Regions from separate parts of the Homo sapiens genome. Here all the other regions are linked to region 1. A link is a loop called in an ENCODE intact Hi-C map of the cell type or tissue named here. Cell type or tissue: heart left ventricle. All regions are shown on one strand.

Region 1 (2,500 bases):
CAGTATCTTTCTGTTGATGGTAACCAAGAACCCTTACGCCCAACCATCCAATTAGAGGAGGGCTCCATTCCAGGGCAGGGCAGGCTTACCCAGCTGCTAGGCTAAGCACACACTTCAAGCATCAGCAAGTAACTGACAAGTTCAGCTTGAATGAACTTAACCAGAATTTGCAGTCAAGAAAACTAGAAAGAAACTGTTTTAATTTCAGTATAAGTGTTTCATTTTGCATCAAGTGATTTAAACAGTTCATTATTTGGGACCCTGATGTTCTGGGCCATCAGGTGGGGCAGGTTTGCTCTGGTTTTGAGTTTCAGTGCTAAGAAGGAAGAGGAAAACGAGAGAGAAGAGATTGAGTTGTTTATATTATCTGGCCTCAGGTGAGAGAGTACTGGAATGAGAAGCCTATGTTTAAAGGAAAAAAATATTAAAACTGGGAAAGTATTGAACATGGAAAGATGTAACCTATACAATGAAGTACAGCACAATGGAAGAACCTAAAAATTAAAACCAAGAATACATATATATATTTCTTGATATATATATCAAGAAATAGCAATCTATCTGCAAGCCGAAAAGTGTTGCAGAAGGAATGGAGGCTTTGTCATCGAATACACCTGCTGGTTTAACCAAACTAAGATTGAAAGTAAAAACCTTAGCCTGGGAAACATAGCGAGACCCCATCTCTACAAAAACTGAAAAAAATAGCCAGGTGTGGTGGTGCATGCCTGTGGTCCCAGCTACTTCGGAGGCTGAGGTAGAAGGATTGCTTGAGCCCAGGAAGTCGAGGCAGCAGTGGGCCGTGTTTGAGCCACTGCACTCCAGCCTGGGTGACAGAGTAAGACCCTGTCTCAGAAAAAAAAAAAGAAAGAATGTAAAAGCGTTTGAAGCCATTTGGCAAAGATCATGGAAAACAGGGCAAGCAATAGCTACAGAGTTCCAGAGCCATGTTAAATTAATAAATAAGTAAATATTTAAACATTGAATACCTTAACAATTAAAAATCATATCTATCTATTATATTGTTGAATGACAAAAGCCTATTACAGGATGATTCTACCTATATCGACATTTGCATATATGCATAAAGCAAGTCTGGAAGGACCTTCACAAGCATGTTAACAATGGTCACCTATGGGTAGGGAGATCTTCTTTGAATTTTTTTTTTTTTTTTTTTGGTGCATTAGCGATCTTGATGGTTTCAAATGTCATCACCAGGGAATGATAAACGCTGGGGCCTACTTAGGGTGGAGGGCAATAGGAGAGTGAAGATTGAAAAACTACCTATCTGATATTATGCTGATTACCTGGGTGACAAAATTTTCTGTACACCAAATCCCCAAGACACACAATTAGTGCGTGTAACAAACCTGCATATGAATCCCTTTAAAGTAAAATACAAGTTGAAAGGAAAAAAATAAAACCTCTTCAATCATCTTTCAGATAGCAATTTTTTTCATTGCTTCTTCAGTGTACATAAATATTCTTTTACATCATTCACACTTCTTTGAACTTTTCTGTACTGTTTAAATATCGCAATAATGTTTATGCATCCTATTTTAAAAACAACAACAACAAATTAAAAAATAAAAAGGAGAAGGAGGAAGGTGAGGAGGAGAAAAAGAATAACAAAAAAGACTTGTGATCCTAAGCATATAGACAGCTCAGAAATTGCAGGAAAGCTGAAAAAGAAAAACAAGAGAAAGGTAAAGGAAGAATGATCATTAATAATATTACTAAATTGGGCCAGGCACAGTGGCTCACGCCTGTAATCCCAGCACTTTGGGAGGCCGAGGCTGGTGGATCATTTAAGGTCAGGCGTTCGAGACCAGCCTGGCCAACATGGTGAAACCCTGTCTCTACTAAAAATACAAAAATTAGCTGGGCGTGGTGGCTAATGGTGGGTGTAATCCCAGCTACTTGTGAGGCCAAGGCTGGAGAATTGCTTGAACCCAGGGAGCAGAGGTTGCAATGAGCCAAGAGCACACCATTGCACTCCAGCCTGGGCGACAAGTCTCTGTCTCAAAAAAAAAAAAAAAAATTACTGAATTGGGCTACAGATTCTTAGAGCTGCTGATGGGACTTTCATGAACTTCTAATTCAGAGATCCCCAAACCAGACCACACATTAGAATTCCCTGAGGGCTTTTTTTAAATATTGCTCTGAATAAACACATAAACAAGCAGTTCCCTTGGCCCAACCCATCTTTGACCTACTGAATCAAAATATCTGGAATGGGATTGGGGAATCTGCACATTGACCAGCCCGTGCAAGGATCTAAAACCAGCCCCTGGCAACCACTAATGTACTTCTGTCTCTACGAATTTGCCTATTCTAGATGTTCCATATAAATGGAATTATATGGCCTTTTGTGACTGGCTTCTGTCACTTAGCATGTTTTCAAGGTCCATTCATGTTATAGAATGTATTGGTACTTCATTCCTTTTTATGGCTGAATTAATATTTCATTGTATTGATATACCACATTTTGTCTCTCCATTCA
Region 2 (2,500 bases), 320 kb before region 1:
AGAAGGGAAGGAGCATGAGGGTCAATTGTCTGCTTATCTAAGAAATCCCCTTCCCTGAAGTTGTGTGTGTGTGTGTGTATCTCTGTATGTGTGTTGTAGGGTGGTGGTGGTGGTTTGTTATTTCAGTTACAGCAATAACAACTACCCATTTAGTGGACACCGACCATGTACCAGGCTCCATGCTTAGCCTTTTACACGCATTATTTCATTTAATTCCCAAGAATCCTGTGAAGGAGGGTGCATTATGGTCCCCAGTTTACAGAGGGGGATATGGAGGCACGGTGATGTCACGTAACTGCCATATTGTTTTCCTGGGGCAACTAGAACAAAGGACTACAGACTGACTGGTTTAAACAACTGCAATTTACCCTCTTAAATTCTGGAGGCCAGAAGTGTGAGATCAGGGTGTCCACAGGGCTGCGTTTGCTCTGAAGAAGCTGGGGAAGGATCTGTTCCAGGCCTCTCTCCTGGCTTCTGGAAGCTCCTTGACTTGTGGTCACATAAATCCAGTCTTCACATAGTGTTCTCCCGTCTGTCCCCTTTTTAAGGACACCAGTTGTATTGGATTAGGGCCCACACTGATGACCTCATCTTAACTTGATTACCTTTGTAAAGAGCCCATCTCCAAATAAGGTCACATTTGGAGGGACCTGGGGGTTACGACTCCAAGTAGCTTTTTTGGGAGGACACAGTTCAACCCATAACAGCTGATAAATGGCAGAACCCAGGCATATGTGACAGACCCAAAGGCTTTGTCCTTTGGGAGGAAGATTGTGTAAATTAGAGCCCAGACTTTCCAGCCAGGCTATAAAAGTCCTAATTCTGGGTTTGTCTGAATTTGGGAATTTGGGGATCTAAGAAGCAGCTTATTAGGTAAGGTGGGCGTGGGGGTGAGAAAGGGTGAGGCATCAAGCCCCCCATCACTGTTTGTGACTGAGCTTAATCCCATTGGGAATGCTGGGAGCAGGGCCAGACAATTCCTCGCAGCAGCTATCACCCCCTTTCCCTAGGAGAGCAAGTGTTTATGCACCAGTGGAGATATTCAGGCACCAGTCTCCATATGGACTGAGGGTTTCCGGCTGATCTGGGCCTGGGCCCTCCTTGTGTGGCTTCCAAGGAAGCCCTCAGGCAAAGAGATGCAGACACTAGCACTTGGAAATCAGCTGGTGGCACCGAAGGAGTCAGGTCCGGGGTAAGGGTAGGGCACATATCTTCTGCCACACTCTGTATGTGGCTTTGAACAAGTGATTTAACTTGTAGGTGTGCTCTGTACCTGTCTTCTCCCTGTGTGGGGTTGTTGTGTAGCTAAGTGAATTAACACATGCTGAGCCCTTGGACCATGTAATGACTGCAACTTAAACATTAACTATGATTATTATTGACTAAATGATACTGCCCCCTACTGGAAAATGTGTGACCCGGACATCACTTAGAAACTAGTGCTGGATGGCATTTGGGAGGGAATCTGATCCAACTTCCTCATTTCACAGATGAGGAATTCAGACCTAAGAAAGGGAAGTATGTTGCCCAATGTCACACAGCTAACATATATAATCATTATAATAGACAACCCAGGCAGCCTCATTCACTTGTTCATTCATTCACTCTCATGTGTGTGTATATATGTATATAATTATATACATATATAAAACAGACATGTATATAGCATATATTATGTGTATATAATATACATATTTTATATATTTATACATATTATTTCTATTAATATATAATTACATATACACATGTGTATATGCACATATGTATATAATTATATACATATGCATATAATATATATTATACATGCACATACACATGTATATAATTATATACATATATATGCATATATACACACACATATGTATCACTAGTGTTTGTAAGTGATATCCGGGTCACTCATTTTCCAGTAGGGAATAGTATAATTATATACATATATGTGCACATATATACATAATACATATGTTTTTAGAGACTGGGTATTGCTCTGTCACCCAGGCTGGAGTGCAGTGGTGCAATCATTGCTCATTGTAACCTCGAACTCCTGGCCTCAAGCAATCCTCCTGTCTCAGCTTCCCCAGTAGCTGGAACTACAGATATGTGCCACCATGCTCAGCTAATTTTTTAACTTTTTGTAGAAACAGGGTCTCTCCATGCTGCTCAGGCTGGTTTGGAACTCCTGGCCTCGAGCAATCCTCTGGCCTCGGCCTCCCAAAGTGCTGGGATTACAGGCGTGAGCCACCACGCCAGGCCTCACTCCTAAATATTAAGCACCTGTTTTGTGATAGGCACCAGGAAAACAGTAATGACCAAAACGGTAGCCTCCAAATTTGTTTGATCCCTCACACCACCCATTTCAGTAAAAGGTTTTTTTGTTTGTTTGTTTGTTTGTTTTGTTTTGGAGATGGGGGTCTCACTCTGTCACCCAGGCTGGAGTGCAGTGGTGTGATCTCAGCTCACTGCAACCTCCGTCTCCCAGGTTCAAGCGATTCTCCTGCCCAGC
Region 3 (2,500 bases), 330 kb before region 1:
CTCACATCTTTGTGTCCTTGTGGGGATGCAATTTAGATTGAGGCTCAGGGACAGCTTCTGTGAGAAAGTGACCTTTAGGCTGAGCAGAAGGAGGTGGCAGGAATGTGGAGGGAAGACAATCCAGGTGACGGGAACAGCTCCGAGGTGGGGAAGAGCTCCCAGTGATGGAAGAGGCAGCTTTGTGGCCAGAGCTGGTCAGCATGGGAGAGAGTGACACAAGGGCCTGAAAGAGGACCCGTGTGGCCATGGTAAGCCCATTGGTGATGAAGCCAGGGGCACCAGGTGGACCTGGTAAAGGAGGACAGATTTCACATTCACAAGAATCAGAATCTACTGAACGCTTTTAGGCGGGTGGAGACACGATCAGCTTCATTCACTTCCTTCCCCCATACAGTATTTACTTTTCACTGAGGTGTGATATAATGTATCCAGAAAAAAGTGCAGAAATGTATAACCCAGTGAATTTTATAGAACATTACCAGCATCCTAAAAGCACCCCTTCCACTCATTCCCCTAGAGTAACCACTATCTTGACTTCCAACTATTTGCCTGTTTTTGTACTTTCCATGTAAACGCGGTCATCCAGCAGGTGCTGTTTTCTATCTGGGTTTTTAACTCAACGCTATGTTTATGATGTTCATCCGTTCATTACATGTAGTTGTAGATCATATTTCCTTCTTTAAAAGATCACACTGGCTGTAGCATGAAGAATGAGCAATTTCAAAATTAAGCAAAATATTAAACAGCTAAGAATGGAAATAAAATTCAAGTCAATTTCAAAAAGAAACACAGGGACAGATTTTGCCAGATACCTGGTACAGATTTTGCCAGACATATGGTACATTTTGTTCGTTACTATATCTCCAGAATTTTCCTACCTCTTTCTCCAAATAGAGAATATTTAAAAGTTTTCTTAAAAACCCTGATATATAACATTTGCAATGTTCTCTACAGTTTGCAAAGTGTTTTCCTAATGATTTTCTGCTTTGATCCTGCAAAATCTTATGAATGCCAGTACCATTTCCCTTTTACAGAAGAAGAAACTGGCTCAAGAAGATGAGACATGATGCTTTGTAGCCGAGGAATTGCCTCAGGTGTCACCATCCCCGTCCCTGCGAATTGGAATTTCAGGCGGGGGCGAGCTGCTGGCTCTGCCGGCAAACTCGCCTTATCCCACGCCGCCGAAGGGTCCAAGCTTTCCAGCTGCGTAACACGACCAGGCCCCGAGCGCTCTGGCCCGGGGGCAGATACTTTCGGTTTGCAGCTCTCAGGGCAGCGCTGCCCTGGGACGCCCAGTGGGTTTTCACGGCTCCCCTGGGTCTGGGATCAGGGCAGCTCCGCCTAAGGGCGCGGCCCAATCTGAGGGTTCGTCGCCCCCGCGTGGTCAGACGTGGGAATGGCAGCTTCTGAAGCTCTATGTGTGGTGCCTTTCTGGGGCTCACCAGGTGCCATGTTGCGTGGGACCATGAAACTGTGGTGGTCTTGTCTCTGCCACAAGATAATGTAGGCTTGGGCCTCAAGATAATGTCGGCATGGTGTCCCATCTTTGGCATGAGTCCTACCCTTTCCAAGTGCAGTGGTGGCTGATTCAGTGGTGGCTCCCAGGGATATGATAGGCAAAGGGGGTTCGGTCTCTGCTGTCTGAAATTAATCCTGGGCTCAAGAGAGAGGGGCGCAGGTGAGGCCTGGGGCTCTTCATGCCTGATTTCCCGCTACCCCTCTGGCTTCCTCCAATTCCTACATCCAAGTTAACTCTGAGACCTGTGGTTACCAAGAAGACAGTCGATGTGGGGGAAGGGCAAAACCAAGTACCTACTATAGCTACAAGGAATAATATAAAGGAATTGTTCCATTTTGTATATTGGTATCATCAGCTTCTTGAGAAGCCTTTTGGGTAATTTATTGTAAAAATCACTACTTTAAAGACAAAAATCCTTAATTTTAAATGCTACAAAATTTAAGAGCTCGTTTGAGTTGATGCAGGACCCACAGTTCCCTATAGGGCGATCACTGATGAGTGTATGTGAGCTAAACGCACAGGAGCTTATTCTCGAGAGTTCTCAGGAATTCTCCGGAATTATGAGAAGCATATCAACCGCTTCATCGGGGGGGCTCCACTTGGCATTTTACAGGGAGAGTTGGGCAGTTCCCTTCTCAAGGCAAACAGATCTTACAGTGGCGTTTATTCAGATAAATATGAGAGCCGTGTGGGACTGGCTGTATGATGACGGGGATATCCTCCCACTGAATATGCCTATTACCCAGGTCATGGTAAATCTGGGGGTTTAGGGGGCCCCTTTTACATGGGTGCCCCTCCCACAGAATCATACAACTGTTTGAGAAGGCTTCTCAACTTGTCATCCGTCATGGGTCTTACAGATGCCACTCCCTGCTGGGAACCAGAAAAGGTAAAATGGTCTGGAGGTAGGAAAAAAAAGTTCCTAGGACCAGAACATAAAACATACAGGTTAATAGAATTATGAAATTTAAGATGTTTAAA

The links. Hi-C counts contacts between places; a loop is a spot of excess contacts. Peaks named below come from ENCODE experiments on the same cell type or tissue, not always from the same donor. Only the 100,000 strongest peaks of a DNase experiment are listed, where the experiment ranks them.
Region 2: a loop joins it to region 1, with 5 times the contacts of the local background. A loop is called at or near these places in 58 of 110 quality-filtered maps.
Region 3: it touches region 1 in a loop (5-fold over the local background); 35 of 110 quality-filtered maps call a loop at or near these places.

What each region holds. Positions count from the first base shown.
Region 1 is chr20:45,766,147-45,768,646 of GRCh38, forward strand. It overlaps LOC124904915 (a long non-coding RNA gene), which reads left to right. Exons shown (of 2, transcript XR_007067610.1): 2 at 1-1,434. Among named protein-coding and RNA genes, the nearest start is that of WFDC3, 24 kb to the right of the region's middle. RefSeq lists an enhancer at 1-451. In heart left ventricle, no CTCF peak of the experiment used is centred here; no DNase peak of the experiment used is centred here.
Region 2 is chr20:45,449,165-45,451,664 of GRCh38, forward strand. No RefSeq gene overlaps it. Among named protein-coding and RNA genes, the nearest start is that of WFDC2, 19 kb to the right of the region's middle. In heart left ventricle, a CTCF peak has its summit at 1,403 (motif pointing left); no DNase peak of the experiment used is centred here; H3K27ac peaks cover 515 bases.
Region 3 is chr20:45,435,684-45,438,183 of GRCh38, forward strand. All of the region lies in intron 2 of LOC105372631 (a long non-coding RNA gene), which reads left to right. Among named protein-coding and RNA genes, the nearest start is that of MIR6812, 11 kb to the left of the region's middle. In heart left ventricle, a CTCF peak has its summit at 1,376 (motif pointing left); a DNase peak (open chromatin) is centred at 1,338; H3K4me3 peaks cover 749 bases; H3K27ac peaks cover 399 bases.